Linked DNA regions of Mus musculus: all the other regions are linked to region 1. A link is a contact called in ENCODE Hi-C data. All regions are on one chromosome and are shown on one strand. Each heading gives the region's core, a stretch centred on a gene start or an enhancer-like site at or near the end of the contact. The rest is flanking DNA. Distances are from core to core; before and after follow the strand shown. Region 1 holds the start of Gsdma (gasdermin A). Region 2 holds the start of Tns3 (tensin 3). Region 3 holds the start of Ikzf1 (IKAROS family zinc finger 1). Region 4 overlaps Ikzf1 (IKAROS family zinc finger 1). Region 5 overlaps Ddc (dopa decarboxylase). Region 6 overlaps Ddc (dopa decarboxylase). Region 7 overlaps Cobl (cordon-bleu WH2 repeat).

What was found. Hi-C counts contacts between places; a loop is a spot of excess contacts on that map.
Region 2: a loop to region 1 is called in a map of regulatory T cell, with 34 times the contacts of the local background. The contact joins the promoter of Tns3 here to the promoter of Gsdma in region 1. A Hi-C loop is called at or near these places in 2 of 37 maps with a recorded cell type or tissue (T-helper 17 cell and regulatory T cell).
Region 3: a loop to region 1 is called in a map of regulatory T cell, with 20 times the contacts of the local background. The contact joins the promoter of Ikzf1 here to the promoter of Gsdma in region 1. A Hi-C loop is called at or near these places in 2 of 37 maps with a recorded cell type or tissue (T-helper 1 cell and regulatory T cell).
Region 4: a map of T-helper 17 cell shows a loop between it and region 1 (20-fold over the local background). The contact joins the enhancer-like site here to the promoter of Gsdma in region 1. A Hi-C loop is called at or near these places in 4 of 37 maps with a recorded cell type or tissue (T-helper 1 cell, T-helper 17 cell and regulatory T cell).
Region 5: a loop to region 1 is called in a map of regulatory T cell, with 26 times the contacts of the local background. The contact joins the enhancer-like site here to the promoter of Gsdma in region 1. A Hi-C loop is called at or near these places in 2 of 37 maps with a recorded cell type or tissue (T-helper 1 cell and regulatory T cell).
Region 6: a map of T-helper 2 cell shows a loop between it and region 1 (12-fold over the local background). The contact joins the enhancer-like site here to the promoter of Gsdma in region 1. A Hi-C loop is called at or near these places in 2 of 37 maps with a recorded cell type or tissue (T-helper 17 cell and T-helper 2 cell).
Region 7: a map of T-helper 1 cell shows a loop between it and region 1 (17-fold over the local background). The contact joins the enhancer-like site here to the promoter of Gsdma in region 1. A Hi-C loop is called at or near these places in 2 of 37 maps with a recorded cell type or tissue (T-helper 1 cell and T-helper 17 cell).

Annotation. Positions count from the first base shown.
Region 1 is chr11:98,662,630-98,666,176 of GRCm38, forward strand. It overlaps Gsdma (gasdermin A), which reads left to right and starts at 1,722. Exons shown (of 12, transcript NM_021347.4): 1 at 1,722-1,809; 2 at 3,427-3,547. The coding sequence starts at 3,432.
Region 2 is chr11:8,662,703-8,666,249 of GRCm38, forward strand. Tns3 (tensin 3) reads right to left here and starts at 1,833. Exons shown (of 31, transcript NM_001083587.1): 1 at 1,777-1,833.
Region 3 is chr11:11,684,142-11,687,688 of GRCm38, forward strand. It overlaps Ikzf1 (IKAROS family zinc finger 1), which reads left to right and starts at 1,784. Exons shown (of 8, transcript NM_001025597.2): 1 at 1,784-2,327. It overlaps Gm11999 (predicted gene 11999), which reads right to left and starts at 1,494. Exons shown (of 4, transcript NR_166812.1): 1 at 1,149-1,494.
Region 4 is chr11:11,728,570-11,732,116 of GRCm38, forward strand. The region is part of intron 3 of Ikzf1 (IKAROS family zinc finger 1); the gene reads left to right. Among named protein-coding and RNA genes, the nearest start is that of Ikzf1, 44 kb to the left of the region's middle. Within about 2 kb of position 1,667, at least 1 of the 3 ENCODE cell types and tissues checked has a DNase peak (open chromatin) inside an H3K27ac peak, as active enhancers do.
Region 5 is chr11:11,818,968-11,822,514 of GRCm38, forward strand. It overlaps Ddc (dopa decarboxylase), which reads right to left. Exons shown (of 15, transcript NM_001190448.1): 12 at 3,228-3,326; 13 at 324-425. Among named protein-coding and RNA genes, the nearest start is that of Fignl1, 12 kb to the left of the region's middle. Within about 2 kb of position 1,953, at least 2 of the 3 ENCODE cell types and tissues checked have a DNase peak (open chromatin) inside an H3K27ac peak, as active enhancers do.
Region 6 is chr11:11,842,795-11,846,341 of GRCm38, forward strand. All of the region lies in intron 7 of Ddc (dopa decarboxylase), which reads right to left. Gm51937 (a long non-coding RNA gene) reads left to right here. Exons shown (of 2, transcript XR_003949848.1): 2 at 1-3,021. Among named protein-coding and RNA genes, the nearest start is that of Gm51937, 8.2 kb to the left of the region's middle. Within about 2 kb of position 1,749, at least 2 of the 3 ENCODE cell types and tissues checked have a DNase peak (open chromatin) inside an H3K27ac peak, as active enhancers do.
Region 7 is chr11:12,334,456-12,338,002 of GRCm38, forward strand. The region is part of intron 7 of Cobl (cordon-bleu WH2 repeat); the gene reads right to left. All of the region lies in intron 4 of Gm12002 (a long non-coding RNA gene), which reads left to right. Among named protein-coding and RNA genes, the nearest start is that of Gm12002, 22 kb to the left of the region's middle. Within about 2 kb of position 1,945, at least 1 of the 3 ENCODE cell types and tissues checked has a DNase peak (open chromatin) inside an H3K27ac peak, as active enhancers do.

The DNA of each region.
Region 1 (3,547 bases), core at 472-2,971:
GACTGTGCTCAGCTGCTGCTCCACAGATCTTTCAAAGACGAATGAGACAAGAAACCTTGGTCATCACACGCCAGAGGAAGGCACACTCTAGGAAGAGACTTCCAAATGTCTGACCGAGGTAATGGTTGGTTGGGCCACCTTTGCAGAGCTAATTAAGGTGTTCACACAACCTCTGGACTATATATACAAGATTTCAGATGCCCTACATTGTAGTGGTTTAAAGAAACAGAGACAGAAAACTAGGGGGAAAGGAAAAACAGATTTGTATAACACAAATACCACACTTCTGCACTTGTACTGTCATATAACAAAACCATCCCACACACCCAAGAACCCAACTCCACCTTTCCTAAGGGGGATGGGCACCTGACAGCAAACAGGAGCTAGAGCTGTCTGTCTAAGATGCTGATAGCTGTGCCAGGTGAGAAGTGGAAGGGAATGGAGGAAAGAAAAGGGGTGAAGGATGGGGACCAGAGAGGCAGAACAAAGTGTGGAAGGATTCTGAGAAAGTAAAGTAATAAAGTTTTAAAGATATTTTTGCAGAGTGTGAGACTCTTTCCTCACTCCTACCAGTCCCTAAGGAAATCTCCAGGAAACTGCTTCTTCATATGGCCTTGCAGTAAATCACATAAATTGTAATTTAGAGACCTGCCTGTGTGTGTAGAATCCTCTTTTAAGTGATTTCCAAGGAGCAACTTTAATAAGATAATGGGGGCTGGAGAGATGGCTCAGAGGTTAAGAGCACTGACTGCTCCTCCAGAGGTCCTGAATTCAAATCCCAGCAACCACATGGTGGCTCACAACCATCAGTAATAGAATATGTAGTCCTCTTCTGGTATGTCTGAAGAGAGCAGCAGTGCACTAACATGAGAGAGAGAGAGAGAGAGAGAGAGAGAGAGAGAGAGAGAGAGAGAGAGAGAGAGAGAGAGAGAGAGAGAAAGTTCCTGAATGACCTACAGGGAGACAGCTGAACGCCCACAGCATACATCCTGGGCTGTCCGTCATCTCACCGCTGAGATCCACCTCTGCCTGTGTGTGAGCATATATTCCATATACTTAGAGATGCTTCCAAATTATAGAAGGCCATATGAGCTCACTCTATCCTGCCTCCTCAGACTTCTGTGCATACTGGTACCAAGTTATGCATGTGTAGCCAAGGCACATATACACATAGAGAGAGGTAAGAATCAGCAGGCTGATGCATACAAAGTTGAAGGGCAGATTTTCAGCTGCTCTGCTGCCTGTAGTCCCTGAACATACAGGATTTCTTATCACTTATCATTTCCACAAGGCCTCAGATGAATGGCAGGTGCTTCCAGATGACATCAGGGCAGTGATCCACCCTGTATCACCCCTGCACACAATTACACGCATGCATGAGTACACACACACACACTCACATGCACACTCACACACAAATAAGCATAAGTGCATACACACACGCACACAGCCAATTCCCACTGCCTCCCTTCCTCCCCAGTCTATAAGCAAACTTTCAGTCCCCCTTCTTTCTGTCTCAGCCCCAGCAACACAGACACCTGCCTGGCATCTTTTTACCCACCCCCACAGGACCTGAGGCGGGGCACTTCAAACAGGTTGATGCTGTTCTCCTGGAAGTGGAACAAAAAGGGGTGGGGTCATTGTGGGAGGCGGGGTCTGTGGGAGCTTACATCCCCGCCTCCATGGAGGCATAAAGCAGCCAGTCCTGATAAAGGACAGCCAGTCATTCCCTCACCCTATAGACAGAACGAGCTCTGGTTCCTCACCACACACCAGCTGCCAGACAGGATCCAGCATCACCCTTCCCTGGTAAGATCAATGATGGCTGAGGAGGCAGGGGGACATTCTGGGGAACCAGGGGAAGGTTGGGGCCAAATGGGCATGGGATTTCTTATCCTTTATCATGGCCATAAATCTCCCTGCATTTTACTGGGGGTAGGACTCATAGTAGGCCTTAGAGAGAAGAGAGGCAGCCCTTTGAGTGCCACTCTGGTGAAGGGTAGGTCCTTCTAGGTACACTCAGTTGGTCTCTGGAGGGACATAGGCCATCCCAACCCTTCCAGGAACAAGGGCTGGAAAGTATATTGTAGATGGCAGGATGGCCCCAACATCTCTGTGTGCTCCTTCCTGTTTCCCTGCCTCTGTCAAGTACTACAGAAAGGTGAGGCCCATGGAGGCTAGCTGATGTGTCTGATCTCTTCCACCCACCAGGAAAACCTGGGTGTGTCTCCTGGATCCCCAGGTGAGATACCTCGACTTCAAAGACAGAGTCCTAAACTGTCAAACTTGTGATCCTTGCAGGCCCCACATCCTCTTGGTCCCTCTCCCTCCAGCATGTCTCCCAGGACCAAGCTCACTCTTTCTATCCTTGTTTCTACCAGACATGGTGCTGATGCTGTAGAGGTGACTCAGGCCCATTTCCTGCCCTCAGGAAAGTCACAGTTGAGTAGGCAAGGCAGTCAGGTGAACAGATGGATGGTAACAAGATGAATTAGCAGGTGTTTCAGAAGTGGATATACAAGATGCCTTGGGAATGCAGGCAGAGTCACCAAAATGCCCAAAGGAGTAAAGGGGTGAGCAGGTGACATGAGTTGAGTCTTTTTTTTTCCTTCTTACTCCAGTCCTGCTTGCTCAGAGTCCAAAGATTGATTGATTGATTGATTGATTGATTGATTGATTATAAGTACACTGTAGCTCAGATCTCATTATGGATGGTTGTGAGCCACCACGTGGTTGCTGGGATTTGAACTCAGGACCTCCAGAAGAGCAGTCTGTGCTCTTAACTGCTGAGCCATCTCTCCAGTCCTTCAGTTGAGTCTTATAGGACAAATACGAATTCTTTCTATTGGAAAGGGGATATATCGTAAGCAGAACTAACAAAGGCAAAGAAGTAGTTGGGAGAGAGGAACTAGGAAATTTGCCCACTTATACTGGTGTTGCTAGGAGGTGGGTGGGAAGGAAATGGAGGGTGCAAACAAGTGTAGCCTTGCCAAGGAAAGGGCAACTGGGGAAGCTGCCCAGCTCTGACTGCCCAGGCTCCTGGGCCCAGTGCGGTTGCTTCTTTCCCTAGTGTCCACAGGTCCTAGTTTCAACTGTCCCTTAGTGTGACAGGACACTTCCCTTCCCTTGCTGATGACAGACTCTAACTGGGCTCTGTTCTGTGAAGAAGTGAACATGGAATGAGAAAAGAGCCCTTGGCAAAGGGAAAAGCCGGCATCTTGTGTCAGCCATGTGAACTCTAGAGCTCGGGATTGTCCATCACAAAAGAAGGACTCCGTGGGCTCCTTCCAAATCCAACATCCAGATGCTCTAATTGTCTCCCCTCTACTCTAGGAGTGAAGCCTGGTGACAGCCTCTTACAAAGTCCTTACCAGGTCTTGACGACCCCAGCGGCTGCCTGGACATTGTCCATCTCTTTCTCCACAGAGACAATGACTATGTTTGAGAATGTCACCCGGGCCCTGGCTAGACAGCTGAACCCTCGAGGGGATCTGACACCCCTAGACAGCCTCATCGACTTCAAACGCTTCCATCCCTTCTGCCTGGT
Region 2 (3,547 bases), core at 583-3,082, about 90 Mb before region 1:
TAGCTTTAGCAGCCTCGGCAGAGGAGCTACCCTCAGTGGAAGAACTGCTGCTGTCTGGACAAGCATTCAAAGCCAATTGCCAGGGAAGCAGCAGCAGCAGCCAGCCTGCAGGAGCCAGGCCATAGAACTCAGACATTGTGTCCCAGAATTCCAGCTACTCCTCCACATTTCAGCTTCATAAACAGGATACTTGGCATTTCTTTGCCCATATGCAAAATGGGTGTGATAATCCCACTTCCCTCTTTCTTCCAAGAATCATTGGGTGAGATGAAATAAACAACAGGCAAAGAGTTTAGTACCACTCAGCCAGAGGTCCTTATTGCCCTCTGTCATTCTTTGGGGGGGGGGGGGGCAGTCACCATGACTTTATCGGAGGTCTGGCTTCTTACCAATTGCCCCAGTTAGTTCTCCAGGACCCAGCAAATGCACCCCCTTGTCTGTGCCCCCCTTCCCTCACATAAACACACACACGCACACACACACACACACACACACACTCCAAGTCCTGGCCTAGCCTCCTACAGCTTCCAGCTGCAGCCATCCCCGCCCCCTTCCTGGTCCTCAGCACAGAAAAGCCTTTCTTAATACTTGTTGATTGATTTGCAAATATAACCTCATAGGCCCCAAAGAGGGAAGCAACAAAATCACAAAGACAGTCAAAAATCTCTTTTAACAGGCAAAAAACTAAAAGCACTTTTAAAAAGTATTCATATGAACAGACCAAAGCCTCAAGGAAATACATCAATATGTCAAAAGGGTTAGCTCTGATGGGGTACACATTATTACTATAGTAGCTCCTGTATTCTTGGTTTGGGGTGTCGTTTTGAAGCTCTATACAGTGGAGCAGAAGGCACAACTCAAGAAACAAAATTTGGAGTGGGCTGTGACAAAGCCGAGGGCGTTCCAATCAGTTGTGGTCACCCTAGATAGTGCGGTCTGCTGGCCCCAAGCCCTGGAGGGAACTTTTTGTGTTCAGTCACGCTAGAGAGTCGGGATCACCTGCTGGCACCGGCCAGAATGCCAGTTGGGGAAGGAAGGGGTTCGGGGTCTCTTTTTGCGGCATAGACTCTCAAATCGATCCAAGCAAACGTCCCCAGGGGCAGAACACAGAACTACACAGAAACCCCGGGGCCCAGGACCCTCCCTCCTACTTGTCAGCTACAGTGCCCGCGTGCCAGGAGACACGTGCCACAGGTGGCCCCCAGGCCTGTGCCTGCACTCGTACTCCTCCGAATAGTGGGAAAAGGCGGGATGAGACCCCTGGCTCCCAAGCAACCGAAAGGAAAGGAAAAGAGGCACACAGCTCACTTGCCTGGAAAAGGCGGGAGTAAAGTCCTGAGAAGTCTCATTGCAGCCCCAAGCGGCTCCTCCGTCTTCTCTTCCCTAACTGTCTCAGGGAGCAAAGTCCGCAGGGCCGGGGCGGCGATAGTGTGGTTCCGCCCCCGCCCTCCTAGCTAGGCGCCGGGCGCCGCGACCAGGACCCTGCCGGCCCCGGAGCTCCGGCCCGCGTCGGCCCGAGGACCTGGCTGAGCCCCAGACTCCCGATCGCCGCAGACCCCCTGGTCGTCCTCAGTCCTGGATCCCAAGCGCCCTTCCCGGGTGCCCCCGCGCCTTGTCCCTACACCCTCAACTGTCTCCGCGCCCAGGTTTGGTGTCTGCTCGGCTGCAACCCAGTTCCAAGACCCCGAACGCCCAGGCTCTGGAACCTGAGCGGGGGCCCCAAACAAAGAGTGTGGCGGCGTGTGGCTGCCCCTGCCCTGCTCCCGACCCTGGTACCTGGGCGAACCCGCAGCGCGGTCCGGCGGGGCGATGGCCGAAGCGAAGCTGGGCTCCGAGCTGCTCGCGGGCGGGCCCGTCCTCCTGGCTGGCCGCCCGCGCCCGCGGCAGGGCCCCCTCGAGGCGGCTCCGGCAATCGCTACGGACCGCCCGCGCACCGGAGCCCTGCCGGTCACCTGGTCTCATCTTCCTAACAATGTCCTGCGTTTCCAGGTGCTGGACACCCGCCCCCCGCACTCACCCCCTCGGGTTCCTGACCCAAGGGATGAGCTCTTTAAAATACCCTCCCACTTCGCTGGCCTCCCTAAATACCTCGGGGGCCCCAGTATTCTATAGGCTCAACAGTTCCATGTCTACGTAAGTGCACCTGGGGAGGGAGGTTCGAGTCCCATTCCTGCAAAACCAGTTTATTGTTTCATCCAGTGTGTCTAAGTGCTGTTTCTGCCAGGAGGAAGTCCTACAATACCCTCCAGTGACTTATTATCCCGTGGGGCTCTACGTGTATCAAGCAGCAGTCTCTAAGACAGCCCAGGATGCTCCAACAGCCCCTTCAACATCCAGAATTCACCAGGCAGGAGGAGATGATGGTGCTGGGTAGAAGTCCCTTGACTTCTTAAAGTGAACCTAGCAGGAGAGAATACGGTTGAGGCTGGCAGGAACACAGGAGAAAGAAGATCTCCTGAACAGCCTTTCTCAGATGAGGACAGAGCAAGATTTCTTAAGAGATCCCCAAGATTCGGATAGCTGGGCCTCTGTGTCCATTTTCTCATTGCGATCTCCAGGGAATGATGGCATGCCATTGCATGGTCTTTCAAACACGTCTGCATAAATGAGATGGAATTTCCATCAGTTTCTAGTGGACACCAGCAGCCCTTAATATCTCTGATTCCACTCCGGGAAAACACTCCAGGTAGCTTTAAAAGAGGGTAGAAATTGTATCTATCTGCTCGGTGCAGCCACTGTCTGAGGTTACCAAAACCTGTTCAATTCTTGCCATATTGTGCCTTCAAGAAAAAGCCAGGCTTGCCAGGAATGGTGGAGAAGCTGAGCTAGGAAAGTAATATCTGGTGGATCTGTTTACAGCGCAGCCTTCACAAACACTGAGGTGAGGCCCTGGATCCTAGGCCAGGCTAGAGGCCGGGCCACACCCTGTTTCCTCTCCCCCAGGTTTGGGAAGGCTATGCCTATCTCTGAGAAATGGAGACATTGGGAGAAGGAGATGTTGCCTGAGGCAAAAGCTTCCCCAGGCCCTGAGCCCCAGGCCCTAAGGAATGAAACAAGCATTTCCCTAGCCTCTGGGAGTCCCACGGGTCATGGGTGAGGAACAGGATGCTTGTAAAGGAGCCTTTAGAGGGGATAGGGAGGAGGTCACAGTCATTCTGCTAGAAAGGGGGACAAGGCAGGAACTGTTCCTTTGCCTTTGACCTGGTAAGAAAACACCCCCAAAATCTTAACTTGACATAGGTAAACCAAGTGGTGGGGATCAGAGCACTGTAAGGTGAGGATCCAAGACTATCCAGATTCCGTGCTGTTCTCTCAGATGTTTACCAACAGCCTACTCACTCCAGCCCTCCAGTCACTGGGTTGCCTTGCTTGGTCCCAGCTGCCCGAGGGACTGCAAGAATTTCCACAAGGTGTTCCAATCACCCTCCTTAAGAGCTAATGTGGGAAAGTACTTGATAGCTCAGAATAAGGAAGACCCCAGGCAAGGCTGGGATTCTGCATCTCTGTACCAGGAGCCTCTGCTAAGATCTCCCTACTCTGTTTTCCC
Region 3 (3,547 bases), core at 534-3,033, about 87 Mb before region 1:
ATTTCAAGGGATGTCTGATGTCTAAGGGTGCTTGAGCATCTAAGAACTGGAGATGTCCAAGATCCCTTCCTTACCACCAGTCTAGCCTCGATCACCTTGCACCTTGCAGTTTATGGTTACAGCCTCAGCAAATCCTCTACAGGCAACTCCTAGACACAAGGAAGACAGCCAGAGTTTGGAACACACAAAAAAGATCACAAAGGAAAAGGGAGAGCTTGAAGTAAGACCAGAGGGCAGTTTACAAGTCTGGCCTCCCTGGGCTTGACCCATAAGTTGACTTGGCTTAGGATCTCTGTACCGTGGCACATCTCCAAAAACAAACTGGTAGATGTTGCCTAAACCGTCCAAGAAAACTTTATGTGTTGAAAGGCCTTCTCTCAAGAATAGTAGAGGCCAAGCATGTCATCGAGGTGCATGGGTCCTGTTATGGCAGCCAGGCCACAACTATCTGGACAGCTGTGTCCCCGACCACGCTCAGCTGCCCTGGAGTCACATTTTCTGCCTGTCCCTGTGGCTCACTCCTCCTGCCACCTGGGAAGCCTGTGTCTTCCTTTCCACCAGCACAACCTATCCCTTTGAGGCCCAGAGCCTTCCTCCCAAACACTATAGCTGCCTGCACTCCTCTCAAGGGTACTCCAGAGTTTTATTTTGTGCCTTTCTAAGTGGTTTTGAAAAGTGGTGAGGCAAGGCCACCGCCACCCCCACCCTACCCAGGCAGGGACACCAGGCAGTGTGTATGGAATTAAAGATTCTCCCTCTGTGCTCAGGGTTAACGCCTGTCTGGCCCCCTTCGGGTGTGGCCCAGCTAATCAGAAAGACGATGGGCTCTTTGTAGAGTGTGAGCACCATCAGAGGCTGCAGTCCTGTCTCTACGCAGGCACTCCGTGCCTGACACGCCAGGGAGAGGTCTGCGGCGCCGTGGAGCATGGTGTAGGATTGCCTTGCTCCCACCTCTGTCCATAGACCCCTTCCACGCTGGCGTGTGCACACAGGCCGGGATGGAAGGCGCCATCCTAACTTCTTCTGTGAGCAGGTGGGAGGGAAGAGACGCGAGAGGTATTCCATTGGTTGTCTGGGAAAATGAACTGCACCTTCTCCTCACTCGCACAGGATCAACTTTTCCCACCCCCTAGGGTGGGCATCAGTACCTTGGGGTCTGAGCCCGAACGTGGGAGCCCACGGGTCCCAGTTTCAGGGACTCGGCTGTGCGCTTGCAGCGGTTGCTCTTAGACACCGGGGAAAGTGCCTTACAGTGTCCCGTGTTCCCCGACTGGGCGAGTGAGCCTGTGTCCCGACCGCCCGGCTGTCCCGGCTGTCCCGCGCGTGGCGCTGCGGCAGGGAGGCCCCTCCCCCTCCCCGCCGGCCCCGCACGTGCCGCACCCCTGCGGGTCGAGCGCGGGTCCCGCAGTGGCGCGGTTGAGCCGGACCGGCCCGCGGGCAAAGCGCGGGCCGCCGCATCCCGCGCGGGGCAGCGGCGTGATGCTGCGCTGGAATGAGGAAGCTTGGCGCCAAGGGGAGGGCCCGGGCGCGCTGCGCGCGGGGGTGGCGGCGGCGCGCCGAGCGGGCCCGGCGCGGGCGAGCGGGCTGCAGCCGCCGGCGGCGCCAGCAGGTACGGCCGGTGCCCGCCGCCGCCCGGCTACCCTCGGCGGCCGGGCCCGAGCCCCGTGCGGCTGCAAACTTTGTGTGCGCGGCCCGGCGGGTCGCGGAGTTGCCGTCTGAAGGCGGGACCCGAGGGCGGGCGCGGGACGGGAGGGTGCCTCCCTCTGACCCGCTCAGTGTCCCCGTCAGGGTCCCGAAGCCGCGTGCCGTGCGCGCAGGCCGGGTGGGCTGTGGGACAAGCCGAGCGGGAGGCGAGTCGCAAGCGCCAACCCAAAGTTTGCACGGTGCGGGGCGAGGGGCGCGCGCTCCGGGCTGCCGCAGGTGGCGGCGCGGTGAGCCCGGGCCAGGTGCCCCGGCAGCGGGGCGGCGCTGTCGTGCGGGACAGCCGGGCTGCCAGGGGCTCGGAGCCGGGTCGGAGCCCGCGGGGGGCGGGGAGTGTGGCGAGAAATGGGGAACAATGCGAGTGAGCAACTTGAGGAAGTCATTGTGAAAGAAAGCTGGGAATTGCTCCGCAGCCAACTTAGCAGGGCACTCTAACAAGTGCCTGCGCGGCCGCGCCCGGGCCGGGGACAGGGGCAGCCCGGCGCAGTACAGCCCATCCCGGGACGCTCGGCCGCGGCTGCCGGAGACCCGGTAGGTCCCGCGGGGTGCAGGAGCCCCCAGATCCCCGGCTGCTCTTCGCGCCCCAGGATCATTCTTGGCCCCCAAAGCGCGGCGCACAAATCCACGTGAGTGTTTTCGAATTAAATTTCAGTAGAAAAACTTGGGATAACTGGTGGATTTTTGTTTTTGTTTTTTTCAATTAGGAATAGGAAAGAAAGGAAAGTCATTCGAAATCCATAGTGTCCGTGTCGCTCACGTCTATCTTTTTCTTTCTGAGGACTGTGAGAGCGTTGACTTAGGTCAAAGCCTCTGCCTTTTTAGGCTGGGGCTGCAGGTGCAGACCAGGCCAGTTGAGGCACTTCTGAGTAGCCCGGGGTCCCACGAAGAGAATGTCCTGCTTTTATGTTTAGGTTTATATCGACATATCTATCGAGATTACGGAAGCCAGCGTTTTCAAACTCATGAGTAAAGACTTTCCTTATTTTCGATGCGAGAGCTATTTGCTTTACTGATAAGATCCTGTCTGAGTTTGCTTTGTGCAAAACAAAAATGATCTGAGTATTGAAACACATACTTTTTCTCATCGCACTGTCTGATCACAGGTCATGAGACTATCGCAAGGAGACCCTGTTATCAAATAGGCATCAGGACGCTTGCACATTATTTGAAATGTGCTTTTTAAAATTGCTAAGCATCACTGGTGATTCCCAAGGTATCTTATGAGCCTTCGATTTCCTTCTAATTTGGAAGTGCAGGATATGGCATCTGGTGACCCAAAGGGGCATCAATTCAAAAGGTCTGAGCCAGAAATATTTTCTGTTTTCTTTCGGGCAGGAGCCCACCCAGATTGAATTTTAATGTGCTATTTTGCTCAAGTAACCCACACGTAATTTCTCTCCCTGCTGCAGACAACCTATTTCATCTTTGAGCTGCCTTGTTTTAAACTTACAGAACCAAACTGGTGTTAGGGAAATAGCCCTTTACTGGTCCAACCTACCTGTAGAAGAATTTTTTTTTTTAATGTCGAAAACGTATAATATATGTATGTATATATATATATATATATATATATATATATATATAAAATATTTTTTCATAGACATTGAAATGCTTTTAAGAATTGGTTCGTTTGGGGTTCTGAATTGAGAGGGGGGTGAAGTCAGTAAGAAAATCCCAGAGCCTGCTTCAGTTTCTTTGTTTGAAGATATTTGTTCTATGAGATTGAACTCATTCTTTTTTATGGAATTTTCAAAGTAACAATTAAAACATTATTCATAATATGTTAGTAGGTGTCCAAATTGTTTCAGTGACAAATCAGATTCCTTGGTATATGACTCAAAATTTA
Region 4 (3,547 bases), core at 417-2,916, about 87 Mb before region 1:
TAAATACCTAAATTGTTAGTGAGATACTAACATTTCATTGATTACAGAGTTTCAATGACCCTCTTAGTCGTTCTCCCCCAAGACATTCTGTGTTCAAAAATATGATGGTTTATATATGTGACACATAGAAAATACCATCCAGAGCGTCTGGCCAAGAATGTGCCCATCAGAAGCCTTGAAGACAGCATGACAGGTGTAGGGCTGGCCAGGGTTTCTAGGGAAGGTGGACACAAGAGTCTTGAGCCCTCTTCTACATAGTCCTGCCCACCAGCCTCCACTAGGGGAATCTTCCCCAGCTTCCATTTTCCAGGGAAAGCCTGAGCCATCTGAAATTCCTTTCACAAAGAAACACACCTGGCCCATACAGGTGGACAGGTACCTTGTGCTGTGTATCATCTAGGACCCAGTGTAGGTAATATCTGAGTAGAAAGGTCTTGTGTAAAGAATGCTCAGAGCACACACGAGCACAGAAGAGCCTTCACCCACTCAGTGCATGGCCTTCCCAGGGCTGGACATAAAAACACACAGATGTGTGTACACCACACAGTACTCTAAGCCACCAGTCTCACGTCAAAGTCCCTCCAAAGTTTCAGATGCTAGATGGCAAGACAGTAAACAAATAGGAACAGCTCTTCAGAGCTACTAGCATAGAAAGTCTCCATGGACATCAGTTTGTTGTGAGAGCAACAGTGGCTCTGAGGTGGCTGATAATTCTCTGGAGCAGTGAGACGGTTGGGACAGAGGCGTGTGACCTTTAATCCCTGCCTTGGTGAGGGTGCCTTCCATTTACACCAGGCCGCTCTCTCGCCTCCTCAGTGGGGCCTGCGGGCTCTGCCACTAGCCTGTGACATGTTAGATAAGGACTTTTTCTTCTTGGTGTCCACACTCTACTAGTGGGCTGCCTTTGACTCAACCCTGTGCTTGCTGATTATCTCCACAAACAGAGTGCCACAGACTAACACGTTAGTTTGGAATTTTCCTCATTCTTCTAGGATATTCTCTTTCATCTGTTCTCTTCATTCAAAAAAACTGAGTTGTAGAGGTTTCTAAATGTGCCCTTTTTAAGTATTAATATATATAAATATATTCTCTGTTTCAGTAGTCTACTTTTGTTGCTTGTTTGCTTGATTTTATCTCAGTCCTAACACTAGATTTTTATTAAAATGTAAGGAAATCTTATTGTGGTTTTTATTCTCGCTGTTTAAATACAAGAGAAAAAGAACTGAGTGGCCTACCAGAAGTATCAAGAGTTCCTAGATTTTAGGATCAAATAGCAGATAGAGTCAAATATGCAGGGCACAGTTGAGCAGCCCCTCTCATCCCACAAGACTAAGGTAGCCGTCATACTCTTCTGTGGAGAGTAGGAATACAGAGCTCAAACTCTCATTTTATGTTCAAGAAAAGCTGTGTAAATACATGTATACATGCCTGTGTGTGAGAAGACACATGTGTGCATGTGTCTCTTGTATTTTTGCATCTGTATAGGTCTAATGGCATGTTTGCTGTTGTTCCATCTTGTGTGTGCATGCCTATTCTGTGACAGTATCTGTGCATGGGCCTATATTTGTGTGTCTGTGTGCATGTGTGTATTGTGTGTGACCCAAGCTCTCTGCTAAACCCTCTGCATCATTCCCTAATCTTACTTCCCTTTCTGTCAGTTCTCCATAACTCTTTGATTTCAGTTGGGCTGGTGTCTTGAGCAGCTTCCTCTTTTCCTGCATTCCTATATTTCAGTGTTCACCCTCGTTCCTCTTCACAAGCTCTTACCATACAGCCAAGAGGATGTGGAAACCCAGTTACAATATGTCACACAACACAGTGTCACAATCACCAAGCATGTCCCCACCTCCTGGGGATAGTGATCAGGATGGGATAGGAGAGGCAGGGAGGGACATGGACAGAATAGAGAAGTTTGGCTCTGGGAAGCCCAGGACTTCCTGGTGCGTAGCTGCTATGCCAGATGCATGGTGAGCAAAGTAGACCATTCCATCATTTTCTACAATGGCAGTTGGGGTTCACACATCTGCCTTGGGGCTAGGGCCTCCCCGTCATTGCCTCATAATCCTGCTTTTCCTCCAAAATGCCTGTTCTGTTTGGCTCCCAACTTCCCTATTTCTGCCTGTTGGGTGTTATGGTCTCCTCCCCTCCTTGGAAGTTTCTCCATCCCAAAGCCAGTTCCTACCACGTGACCAGCTGAACAAGCACCTCAGACAGTTCCTCTTGTCTGGGAACTCCAGCTTCCATAGGGCCATAGGATGGCTCCCAGCCTATTATCTCCCCCAGCCCTGTGGATTTCAGAACACTGTCTCCATAACTCTGAGTAGGCAGAGGATCACCTACATGCCCAATACAGGTCTCTTCCCACATACGTGACTTCTAATGAGCCCCCCTAGGAACCCAGGGCCCATGGTCCATTTCTGCTGGTACTCCATGATGGCTCTTGGGCAGTGGGTATGTGTGTGCTGTATCTTATAGTACTGCCAAGCTAAATGCTCCTGAGCCAGAGACATCTTTCTCCTACAATGTTCTCCAGTGACACCCTGGGGGTTAGAAGCATATTTCTAGAATGGCTGCATTCCTCCAATGATGTGTTTGGCTTGTTGGAAAGGCCTTGTTTCAAAATCTATTAGAAGCAGAAAGTTTATTTAAAACAAAACATGTCAGGATTTAGGGAATTATCTGGGAGGAACTGGCTATGAGGTCCCATAAACGTGGGGTGCATCCATAGCTTGCTGAGTCTCACTAGTAACCCTGGGCAGCTCTGTTGTCTGTGAGTCTTACTTCTGTCTCTGGTAAGATTGGGGAGGGCAGTATTTATAAGGGTTGCTCCAGGAATTAAACAAGTAAATGCATGGTAGATGTTCAACACAGCTCCCTCACCTAACGAAAGCTCGCAAGCTACTATGGGGACTGTGGGGGAACCAGTAGCCTTGACCTAGATGCTAAGTGCTTAATACGTCTGATTTTAACTGGGAAGAGCACATAGCTTAAACTACTCATTTCTATACATTTCCCAATAAAGTTCTATTGAATCATACAATGAAAAAAAACAGGAAAGAAGAAAGAAATTCTCTCATTTCAAAGAAATGCTAATAAGGACAGGACTTTTTGCAATGGCCTGGTGGTAAGAAATGGCTGGTCCCTACTAGGAAAAACATGGTATTTGAAGGTTCTTCCCAGGAGATGTGACATTTTGATGAAAGTGCCAGTAAGCTAGGGGTTTCTGAGTAATGAGCTGAGCTCAGAGAAAGGTAATGGCACCTGCGCAAAGGGTGCCAGCATTTCCTGAGTGCTGGGTGTCTTATCTGGCCACTCAGACCACATGGAGCCCAGAGACAGCTATTTTTCTGGATTTCCTTGGGAGGAAGCTGAAACTTGGTGATGTCATGTGACTCTTCAGTCCCACAGAAATGATAATGTAGGGGTAGGAGGGCCTGAATAGAACTTGCTTGCCTCTGTGGGCCCATTTTCCATGGCAGTTTCCAAAGCTTGGAGGCCAGATGTTAGGACCACAGTCATGACTAACACCTGAGAGCTTTGTAATGAT
Region 5 (3,547 bases), core at 703-3,202, about 87 Mb before region 1:
TGTGCTGATGTTGTGTGTCCACAGGTGACCTGGTTACTGAGGCCACAGGCAACTCAGCAGAGGATTACAGTTCCAGAGGTATTGGATGGACTCTTGGCATTGGGTCAAGAGGAAAGCATCCAATCACATCAGAGGAAACTGGGCAGCAAGTCCATGGAGGAGAGTCTACTGGGCCAGTCAGCCAGCCAGCGCGGCCTGCTTAGCACCACAGGTCATGTTCTGTAGCCCTTGGCAACTGGTACACAACTTTGCTTGTGGATGTCCTGAATAATACTTTATTGTGTTCAACAAAAACAAAGATGGCTGACACTGGCATAACATACCTTTAGCCGGAAGCAGACCAACCCAAGAATGACTTCTGTGCAAATTTCAAAGCGAGGGTCCTGGCGTACCAGTGACTCAAACTCATGAGACAGCTCCACGTGCTGGAAAAAGGGAAGGGAAACTTGCTGTCTTTCTCATCACAACTTTAGCCTAACCCTGGCCACCCAGTACCTTATAGGGCTGCACATCTATTAGTCATTCACATGCGCTGAGCAATGTCCTGCATCCTCACCAGCATTTCCCACATAGGTTGAGAAGAAACTCATCTGCCCTATACCACAAGGATTCCAGCTTCCTCAAAAAAAAAAAAAAAAAAAAAAAACCTCATTTTCTTCTGTCCATGGATCTATGTTTTAACCCCCTTCCGTTTATAATTTTATAATAAACATTATAAAGAAGTAGTTGAAGATTCTAAAAGAAAAAAAGGCCACCTTGACCTCCTCATGATAGCTTTATTAATTTGTAGATAGGAAACTGAGACCCTGCAAGAACAAGTGTCATAGCGTAGGCCTCAGTCATACCTGGGCTCAGCTGAGATTCACATCAGCTGCATCTGATGTGTACACTGGGGTATCACTTCTGCAGTAAATGGGATAGTGATCCCAGCCTGATTCCAACTTACAGACAGGAATCACCCTAACCTGCCACATTCAAGAGCTGTGTCCCCTCTGGTGTGATGGTGTGTGCCTGTAATCACAGCACCTGGAAGATTCTATGAGCCTGAGGCCAACCTGATCGACATACTGAGCCCCAGGCCAACCTGATCGACATACTGAGCCTGAGGCCAACCTGATCGACATACTGAGCCCCAGGCCAACCAAGGCTACATACTGAGACCCTAGCTCCAAAATAATAAAATAATTAAAAGGAAAAAGAAAACGCTATGTGATCGCATTGAATACACCAACTTATTTAATCTCTAGATGTTTAAAGAATTCAAAAACTGATTAAAACCACATATGAACATTTGCTCACTCTCCAAGGGCACACTTAGCTAATTGGAGCCTCCTGGCATCCAGCACTACCTTCCACAAGGCCCATCCTTTAGAGGAGCTGAAGCACACACAGCTTGTTTGGTCATAGATGCCACAGAAGCAATTGTCTCAAGTCTTCCCACCAGAGGGCACCAAAGATTCAGGACTAAAATGCTCTTCAATTAGCTCAAGCCTAGGAACGCCATCTTTGACCATTCCTATGGTCTCCTGTGAAGGCTGGATTGGGGCCTTTCCAGAAAGAGGTGTGGTGTGTCTTTAACCTGGCACAAGCTAATCGCAGTGAGCTGTCCTGAACTGAGAGTCATCACCACCTTTGACTGATAAACCACTTGGGGTTTCTTTCTTATTACACACAAGTTGACTCACCCTCCTTATCCCGTTTGCAATTGGATCAGGGACTATCTAGAAATCTACACACACTCTAGGTTTCTAGTTCTTTCCCCTGTGTAGCTTCTTACACTGCTCAATGTTTGCATACATTTCCTTACAACAGTTTTGTGACCTGGACAGATGCCAGTTTAGAAGAGACACGGGTACTCTTCTAACAACTGCTTTTCTGCATCCTGTCATAGAAGAGGGCCCGAGACACTCAGCCCCTGCCTTTAGCTGCACATCTGGTAATGCAGTGGGACTTAAGGGGAAAGCTGTCACCACCACAGGCTGGAAACCACAGGCATGCTTGCCTCATCAAGATGATGTTGTGGCTTAGAAAGGACTCAGCTGAAGTCACTGGGCCCTCTGCATCTGACTAAATGGGTAGACATGTCCTGGCTCATACTCAGGGCTTAGCCTGGAAACAAACAAACAAACAAAAAAAGTAGGGTAGTAGGACTTAGAATAATAAGCGGCTCCTCAAGCTACTTTAAGGCACATCATAGTGACTGGGTGGCTTATTGGAACCGAAGTTCCATACTGCCCAGAAAGCCTCCTTGAGACAAAAGGACTAGATGGTATCTATCCCAACCAACTCAAAGGTTTTCTTAGTTTGGGAGGTTTGGGTTGTTGTTGCTGCTGTTGTTCGTTTGCTTGCTTGTTTTATTTCATTTTGTTTGGCGGTAGTGGGGGAGAAAAACATTATGCTCTCATTACTAGTATTGCTCCGTCAAAATTACTGCTGGATGGATACGTGGAAAACATTAAATTTACACACTGCTTTTAATTAACTTCCTGGAGCTGATAACCTATATTCTAATGAAAGTGTCTTAGAAGATACATAGAACCAGTTTGTGAGTGCCTTAATCGTAAAGGCCCAAACTACTGCCTGATTCCAACGCTGTGCTTAAGGAAAAAAAAAAAAAAAAAAAAAAAAAAAACGCTCTTTCAGACAACAGCAGATCATGGCTGCTCTCACTCTCTTTCCAGCCTGAACTTTCCAGCCCCGGGCTGGGCCTCCCCTCCCCTCCCCTCCCCTCCCCTCCCCCAGAAGCTCTTTCCTATGTAATCCAGACATTTTGGCCTCTCGCTCCCCCTCACTCCCCCCTCTCTGCATTCTCTCTCCCTGAACGCGCATGCTCTTTCTCGCTTTCTCTTCCCCCTCCCCTCTGTCTCGCTCCTCGTGGCGCCTCGTTCCTTGGGACCAGTGAACTCGCCCCAGAGCTGCTTCCCAAGAAACCTGCCTTTATTCAAACCTGGTTTGAATTGACTCGTTTCACTGGGGGAGAATAACTTATCACATCCATTCCTCTGTCCCCAAAGGCCTGTCCCTTCTAGGAAATTGTCTGTCTCTGCTTGTATATGAAAATTCTGATGCCCTCATGTTTATGAAAGGGCCTCATGATGTACTTTTCAGAGCTTATCCCTGTTGTTAGGCAATGCATGATGGTGTTTGCTTACAAAGACACCTGAATTCGTTTCTGAGTTTCCTACGACCGACCGTTAGAACATTAGATAAACAAAGAAGGCAGTCACCTTTCGGATGTAAGCCTGCAGCCCCTTGACTCCGTACATTCTAAAAACAAACCACATTTTCAAAGAGCGAAATCGTCGCCCCAGTGGGATCTGCCAGTGCTGAAATAAAATATAAAGAACCCGTCAGTGAGAACAGTGCAAACAGCCAGGCTCCTTTTCAGCTTCCCAGTCAGCCGGTTTCTTCTGGAAGCAGCCAGTTTCCTATAGAATGGCCGTTTCCCAGCCGGGAAGGCGTACAACTTGTTGTGTGAGCTGGGGAGAAGAGAGGGAGAAGCTGCCTTCACATCCTGTGGAGATGAGGACAGAAGAAACACTGAACG
Region 6 (3,547 bases), core at 499-2,998, about 87 Mb before region 1:
TCAACCACAAGAAACCCTCATACCTTGGCATGGGAAACTAGGGTCTAGAAGGCTATTTAGGCTTCTTTTTTCTCTCACACCCTTCTGTTGCTTATCCCATATCCTCCATCCTTGAGAGAAGGGCATGATTTTTGAAAAGAAAACAGGCCACTTGGCTGCACCCCTAGGTATCTCAGAGCTTGTTTCTTAGCACCTAGATGAAAGACATTTCACTCTGAGTCTCAACAACTAAGTGGGGAACAGCTAAAGCCACTCTAGAATGTGTCACCCATAAACCTGGTTCAGTAGGTAGGAAAATATTCTATACGATGAATCAAGTTTACGTGCAAAATCTAACCTCTGCTCTTGAGAGATGACCTATAGACCTCTTTTTTCCTGGAGCTTTGGCCCCAGACAGTCTGATACTATGATTAGTGATGGAGACACCAGGCAATTTTCACTTCTGGGGGAGTTGATCTCTAAAGGTTCTAGTTGGGCTTCCAGGAGGGTCTGAGTAGGACCAAGTCTACACAAAAACAAGCAGCAAAAGGTTAGAGAGCCTTGCCTTCTAGGGGAATGTCGTTACTCAGAGCATATAGTTATATATTATATACGGCTAGAGTGTTTCATGCCCTTGTGACTCCTCAGAGTTCACCAGAAGCTGTGTGTGCTCACACTTCAAGACTGTCCTGTGTGTCTCCTTGGCTGATTTTAATCTCTAATCTTCAACCATCCCTGTGAGACAGTTCTCAGTAAGTTTTAGAGTCTTTAGCAGCTTATGGGGTCTAAAGGAGTTTGAAGAGTCCTCAGGTTGTAGCTAGTGTCTAAACAAGGGTACTCAGTCGCAAGGACCGCCTTGAGAAGTCTGCAACTTGGATCAACTCCAAACTCCAACAAGAAAGAACTCACAAATGCTCCTTAGAAGCTTCTGTATGGGCTTCTCCTGGTCCTAAGGGGAAGGGAGACAGTACTGACAATGCCTCTGTGTTCTGCATCTTACATGCTTGGCTAAGACCAGCCCCATCATCCAGGCTCTCCAGCACACATACACATGTAGGAGTTATGTGGATGTAGCATGAACACACAACAGCCAGATATAGGGAGTTACATATGTCAGGCACATTACCACTGAGGCCACACCCACCACCTTTTGCTTCTAAAGCCATTGGCCTCCTGTTGCTACTACAATCTATTTTCTAAAAGGATGCCTCATTATGCAGAAGTCAGGCCAGGGTAACCATGGCGTACAACCTCCTTGCAAGCCCCTCTGTCCCTTGGGATGAAGCTGTGGCAGGCCATAGTATACCTATTCCCCTTCCTCAGTGTCCCCATGTGTGTACCTAAGGCTGCCACCTATCCATCTGCTATAACTTATTCTCTCTTTAATAAACGCTGATCGCCTTCCACCCCCAGCAAACAAAAGGCATTGGCTTAGAGACGGTGGGTTACAAAGGCTTAACTATAAGACGCTACCACCAGTTAGTATTATTGCCCTGATGAACACTGGCCATGCATGAAAGGGGTAGGTGTTGGCCTGTTAGCACCCCCAACACTGTCCTAAGAGCAATCCCTGGGTTTGAACTCAAACTGCAAAGTGCATATCGGGCTCTGCCCACAGCACCCGAACCGCCTGCCAGAGGGAGCTGCAGGACAGCAGGGCAGCCTGAGCTGTGCTCATCCAGCACTGTGAGCATTAATGGCAGGGGCCACCTGCTGGCTGTCATCTTCCTGCTCCTGTGGGGAGCCAGATTGAGTTCAGGGATAGCAGCCGTGTAGTCTCTATCTGGCAGAAGACTTCGGTGCTTTAAATCTGATAGCCCTGGGGAATGACATCAGCCGGCTGTTGGCCAGGACATTCAGTCCTTGGCCTGACATCTGAGTCAGAGGACTTCGACTTGCTTGGCTGAGCTTGTGAAGGTCTGCAGCTAACGAGGCCCACAGTACAGCCATACTGCGGATGGCCAGCTAGTTCAGTGTGTTCTCAGCCTGCTGTGTGTGGCTGCCGTTAGCCAGTAATAATCACAGCTGTGCCATAGCTCATAACAGGTGGAGCCAAATCCTGAGTGAATGGCAAGGCTGTGTCCACCCCACTTCTCACGGTTGGTGATTAGCCTCACGGTCCTGGCAGTACAAGCATGTACTACACGCAGTACATGCCTTTCCTACAGCCTATTGTCTGCAAGAACTCCCCTGAGCTGCACTGTGAAGGAAATACTGTTTTACCATTATGAGAACCGTTTTTCTTTCCAATTTTTTGATAGGGGAAAATGAAGGTCAGAATTTAAGACATGCAGCTGTAAGCTCTAAGCTTCCCTGCCGCTTAAGGTCATGGCCAGCCCCCACATCCACCATTGTCTCCTGCTGGCCAGGGAACAATGACCCAAGGGAGAAGAAGTCTTTCCGAAGAAGAGACCACAAGTAAATCAGGGGTTAGGAGAGGTGGGAAACGTGCTTGGCCCACACGAAGTGACAATGAAGCCAAATGCCAAGCAGGTGGCGTGATGTCTGGCACAAGTCGAAGGGCTGAGGTCAGAGAGCTTGCTAGGGACAGCTCCACCCGAGCCTTTACATCCCTGAGGAACAGAGAAGGGTGAGTTTCATGGGCTGATATATCCTTGGTGCCTTAGAAACAGTTCCAAGGCCTGCTGAGTTCCCAGAGCTCGCATCAAAGGTGAAACTTTGGAAACACAGGCATTTCTTCATTTTGCAGCTAAAACAGAATTCTAGTCTCGATGAGAAAGACAAAATGTCCTCATCTAGGGAGGAAGGAGGCAAGCATGAGGCCCAGGAAATTATCTGAAACTGAGTGTTCTTTGTAGAAGTTTAGCTTGAAAGCATTGATTTGCTAAATCAATATGAACAGCTATGTGCTCCTTACTGATGGGCATGTCTGAGAAATTTATCATTCCACAAGGCAGTCATTGGGAAAGCTTTGTTTTGCTTGTACACATCTCAGAAGTAACACATGGCATTCTAACTGGTGTTTACCCTCACTGAAAATGTCACACTGCATAGCACAGCACAATAAATTATGCCTGTCTATCTTTCCTTTGTTTCTTTTGAAACACAACTCTGACTGTCCTGGGACTCACTCTGTAGACCAGGCTGACCTCAAACTCAGAAATCCGCCTGCCTCTGCTTTTCAAGTGCTGGGATTAAAGACATGCATCAACATTTTCTGGCTTACAGTAATTTATTTTCTTTTAAAAAAACAAAGATACTTTAAAGTGGGTGTGACTAAAGACTGGATTCAAGCACAAACAATTCATGCTGTGTGTATGTCACGCATGCAACAGGACCTTCAAGTGGGGGTAGTTGTTCCAAATGTTGAAGAGCTTAGTTTCCTTAATATGGCCACCATATCCTAAACATTATATTAGCACAAAGTGCTTGGACACTTTCTCCCTTTCATAATATATTGGTGTTGTTAAGCTTAGCCGTTGTTTAGTTAACTCAAACTCTGAGTTTGTGAATTTAAGCCAATGGGGTTACATTGTTGTAAATATAACACGAGATATGCCAATCATGATGGTTAGAATTATTGATGATGAACATCCCTCAAAGTGAA
Region 7 (3,547 bases), core at 695-3,194, about 86 Mb before region 1:
ATAAAATTAGGTTTTTTTGCTACTTCACAGCTGTAATTTTGCTACTGTCATGAATTGTAAATATCTGATATGCATGATACCTAATATATGACTCCTGTGAAAAGGTTGTCACTTCCCACAGGTTGAGAAGCACTGCCAAAGTCACTAGGGTATTTCACATTTTCACTAAATGCACACAAGAGTTCCAATTTATCTACATGTTTGGCATTTTGTTCTCTCCTTTCTGTTTTTTTATCATTGTCCTCCCAGTAAGTGTGAGTTCATGCTGAGGCTTTACTGATTCTCCTGTTCCTAATGTTAGTGCTACAGAACAGCTGTCCATGAACTTGCTGTTCCTCTGTATATTTTCTTTGAAACAAGTCTATCAGTTCCATTGCAATTGTTTTATTGTTACTCTGTTGTTGCTGAATTGTAAATTATCTAAATATTCTAAATGCTAATTCCTTGTCAGGTATATTCTTCTCAAATATCTTTTTGAGTTTTCTAGGCTCCCTCTTCAGTTTGTTAGGTATAAAAAGGAAACATGCCACAGACATTAAAATTACATGAGCTTGGTTGGTGCATAAATCAAAAGTCTGAAAACATGAAGGTCATTTAACTACTTCAAACCCTGAGCAGAGACTACTGAGTTCAGAACAGAAGATTTTATTTTCACAGCCTCCTCCTTTATAAATAAAGATATTAGCTTTTTCACCATTAACTGAATTTACACATGCAAATATTTTATAAAGGCTTCATTAAAATCAAAATATGGATTGTCAGCATGCATGTGAATTTTGTGAATAGACCTATATTTAAACTACAATTCACTATATATACTGCATATAGTTGATGAGTATGTTTTATTTTATTTTTTACATTTCAAATGTTATCCCCTTTCCCGGTTCCTCTCAGCAAACCCCCTATCCCATCGCCCTTTAGCCTGCTTCTGTGAGGGTGCGCCCCCACCCATCTACTCACTCTTGCCTCACTGCCCTAGCATTATTCCTCTACACCGGGGCATCAAGCCTTCAGAGGACCAAGGGCCTCCCCTCCAGAACGTAAGTTTAAGATTAAAAAGTAAAAACCGGGTAACTCAGTGCTTAGGATCAGCTTCTGAAACAGATCATGCCTCCAAGAAAGGAAGTAGGGTGTTTCATACTGCAAGTTTTAAATCCAGATTTGTGTTCTTACACTCACTTTTCCTAATAATGATTATCAAGATAGCTGAAAAAAATCAGGATAATATGTAGATGTAAAGAAGCAAGGGAAATGGAGAGATGCTCAGTGATTACAAACAAGTCTAATTCTTGCAGAGGACTGGAGTTCAATTCCAAAAGCCCATGGAGCATCTACCTGTACTTCCAGTTTCAGGGGACCTGATGGCATCTTTTGGACCCTATAGGAATCTGAACTCATATATACAACCTCATCCTCCACACATGTACACATAATTTAAAAAAAAAAAAAGAAGAATCACTAAAGAGGCAAGATGTGAAGGTAAGAGTAATAACGAAGCGCCAATTTCACATATTTCTTTGTTGGAGTGCTGGATGAGCAAAACCAACGACAAAGTGAGAAAGAATGAGGTGAACAGGAACCCTGGAACAGTGTGCCGGAACACGAAGCACCGCTTCCCTTTTCCGCTGACCATGAAGCTGTTTCCCGCTGGGAAATGGACATTGCACATTTTGCTTTGATTTAGCTGAGAGCCTCGCTAAAATGCCATGCTTTAAGAATGGCTAAAAATAGGTAAGAATCTAATCTCTTTCAAAGCCACATTTGTTTCTTTAACAGCACGTGTCAGAGAGGAAAGGGTCCATAAACAAAAGGTAGATGTCCAGTAGCTAAAATAAGCTGCCGTTTCCTTCCACCGCGCACCCTCAGTATGGCCGCTCTGCTGTTTCCACCAAGGAACTTCCTCTGTGGCCTGTTTTCCCAGGCTCTGCAGTGGAAGGGAGCCGCCCAGGTTCTTAGGGATGTTTGTGTTGGAAAAGCGCCCGTCTTCCACCATGCAGCTGAACACAATGCTGTCTGCCCGCACTTTCTCCATCGCCAGAGAACATCGATGGGAGCCTCCCAAACACTAGAGACATCTCTGCACTTCCACTGACCCAACACTTTTTACAAAGCTGTTCCAGGTTGCCATAAATGTTGTGTTATATTTTCATATTATAGATGTAAATGGAGCCATCACAAGGCTGTCTGTACAAAAATCTGTCACAAGTCTAGATAATTACTTTTGTGCTAGTTTGGCTCATTTACTAAAAGTCAGGCACACTTAATATGTGGAACATTTACAACTTAGTGACACTTCTTTGTAGAATATGAACTCAGTGATAGTATGGCTAGGCCCAAAGAATTACTTATTTTTATTCTCCATTCCTGTCAAGGTTTGTGACGTTTCATAGCATTCTGTATGAGTACATAAACAGAGTTGGAAACTGTGTGGAGTCAATAAGTAAATAAAATCAGCAGCTCAGAACCACAGAACTTTTAAGCTACATTGTTAGATATATTTCTCATGTTTTTGGCTATACATACAGTAATAGGTTTAGAATGTTATGCTTCTAAATATGCTTCGAAAGGTGTTTTTGTACACATCCAAACACTTAGTTTCATTTCTTTAATGCCTTTGATCTTTTGTTAGTTTTCATTATATGTATACATTTAAATATTCCAATAAAAATAATTTTAAAAATAATATGAGTTTAATATGAGCTTCAGAATTCTTAAGCTTATATATCTTTGAAACTAGTAAGCCAAAGATAGTTGCAATAATTTATTTAACATAACTCTCTCAAAAGTCCAGCATCATGCCCATTGATGTTAGGTTTTTGACAAAGGATGCATATGGAGGTAAAATGATTTTTATCCTATTTCTGCCAAGTGTTGGGGTAGTAATTGTATCTCTCAGACACACAGAGTGAGCTGCTGAGGAAGCTGATTGCACTGACAGCAGGAAGAAGCTGTTTCTTAAGGGCTCATGAGTGATGTGAAATGTGGAGAGCGATCTCCCTTCAGCACTTATGAACTTCCTCATCTCTTGAGTTTGACCCTCACATAGCAAACAGGCCTTCCTTGTCAGTGGTGAGTAAGCTCCATTTCAAACATCCCTGAACCCTCTGCATCTCCTGCCAGCCAAGGTCATGTGAAGTCTATTTATCGCATCAGTACAATGTACATTGTCCTTCCCCCTTAGCAATGTAAGAACTGGCAAAGGGTGCAGATAGATCAGAAGCACTCCAGCATGTTTTCCACTCAAAGGACAGTTACACATCTCTGTGACCCAACTAGCGTTACCTCCAATGGCTATATGTAAGAAAGACACCAGATAGTCTACAAGGTATCACTGACTGGCATGCCAACTACCCTATGACCTCATTTGTTCTTTCTAAGCATATTGCCCTCATTGGTAAAATGAAGACAATAACTGTACATTGTTTACAGATAGAACAACCACTAGGCTACATAGGATAGTGGCCATAAGGGTCTTTGGAACACCACAAAAGCTTGTTATTAAATCACTATTAATATGTTTGTGAGACCTGGGGCCAGTTGAATGAAG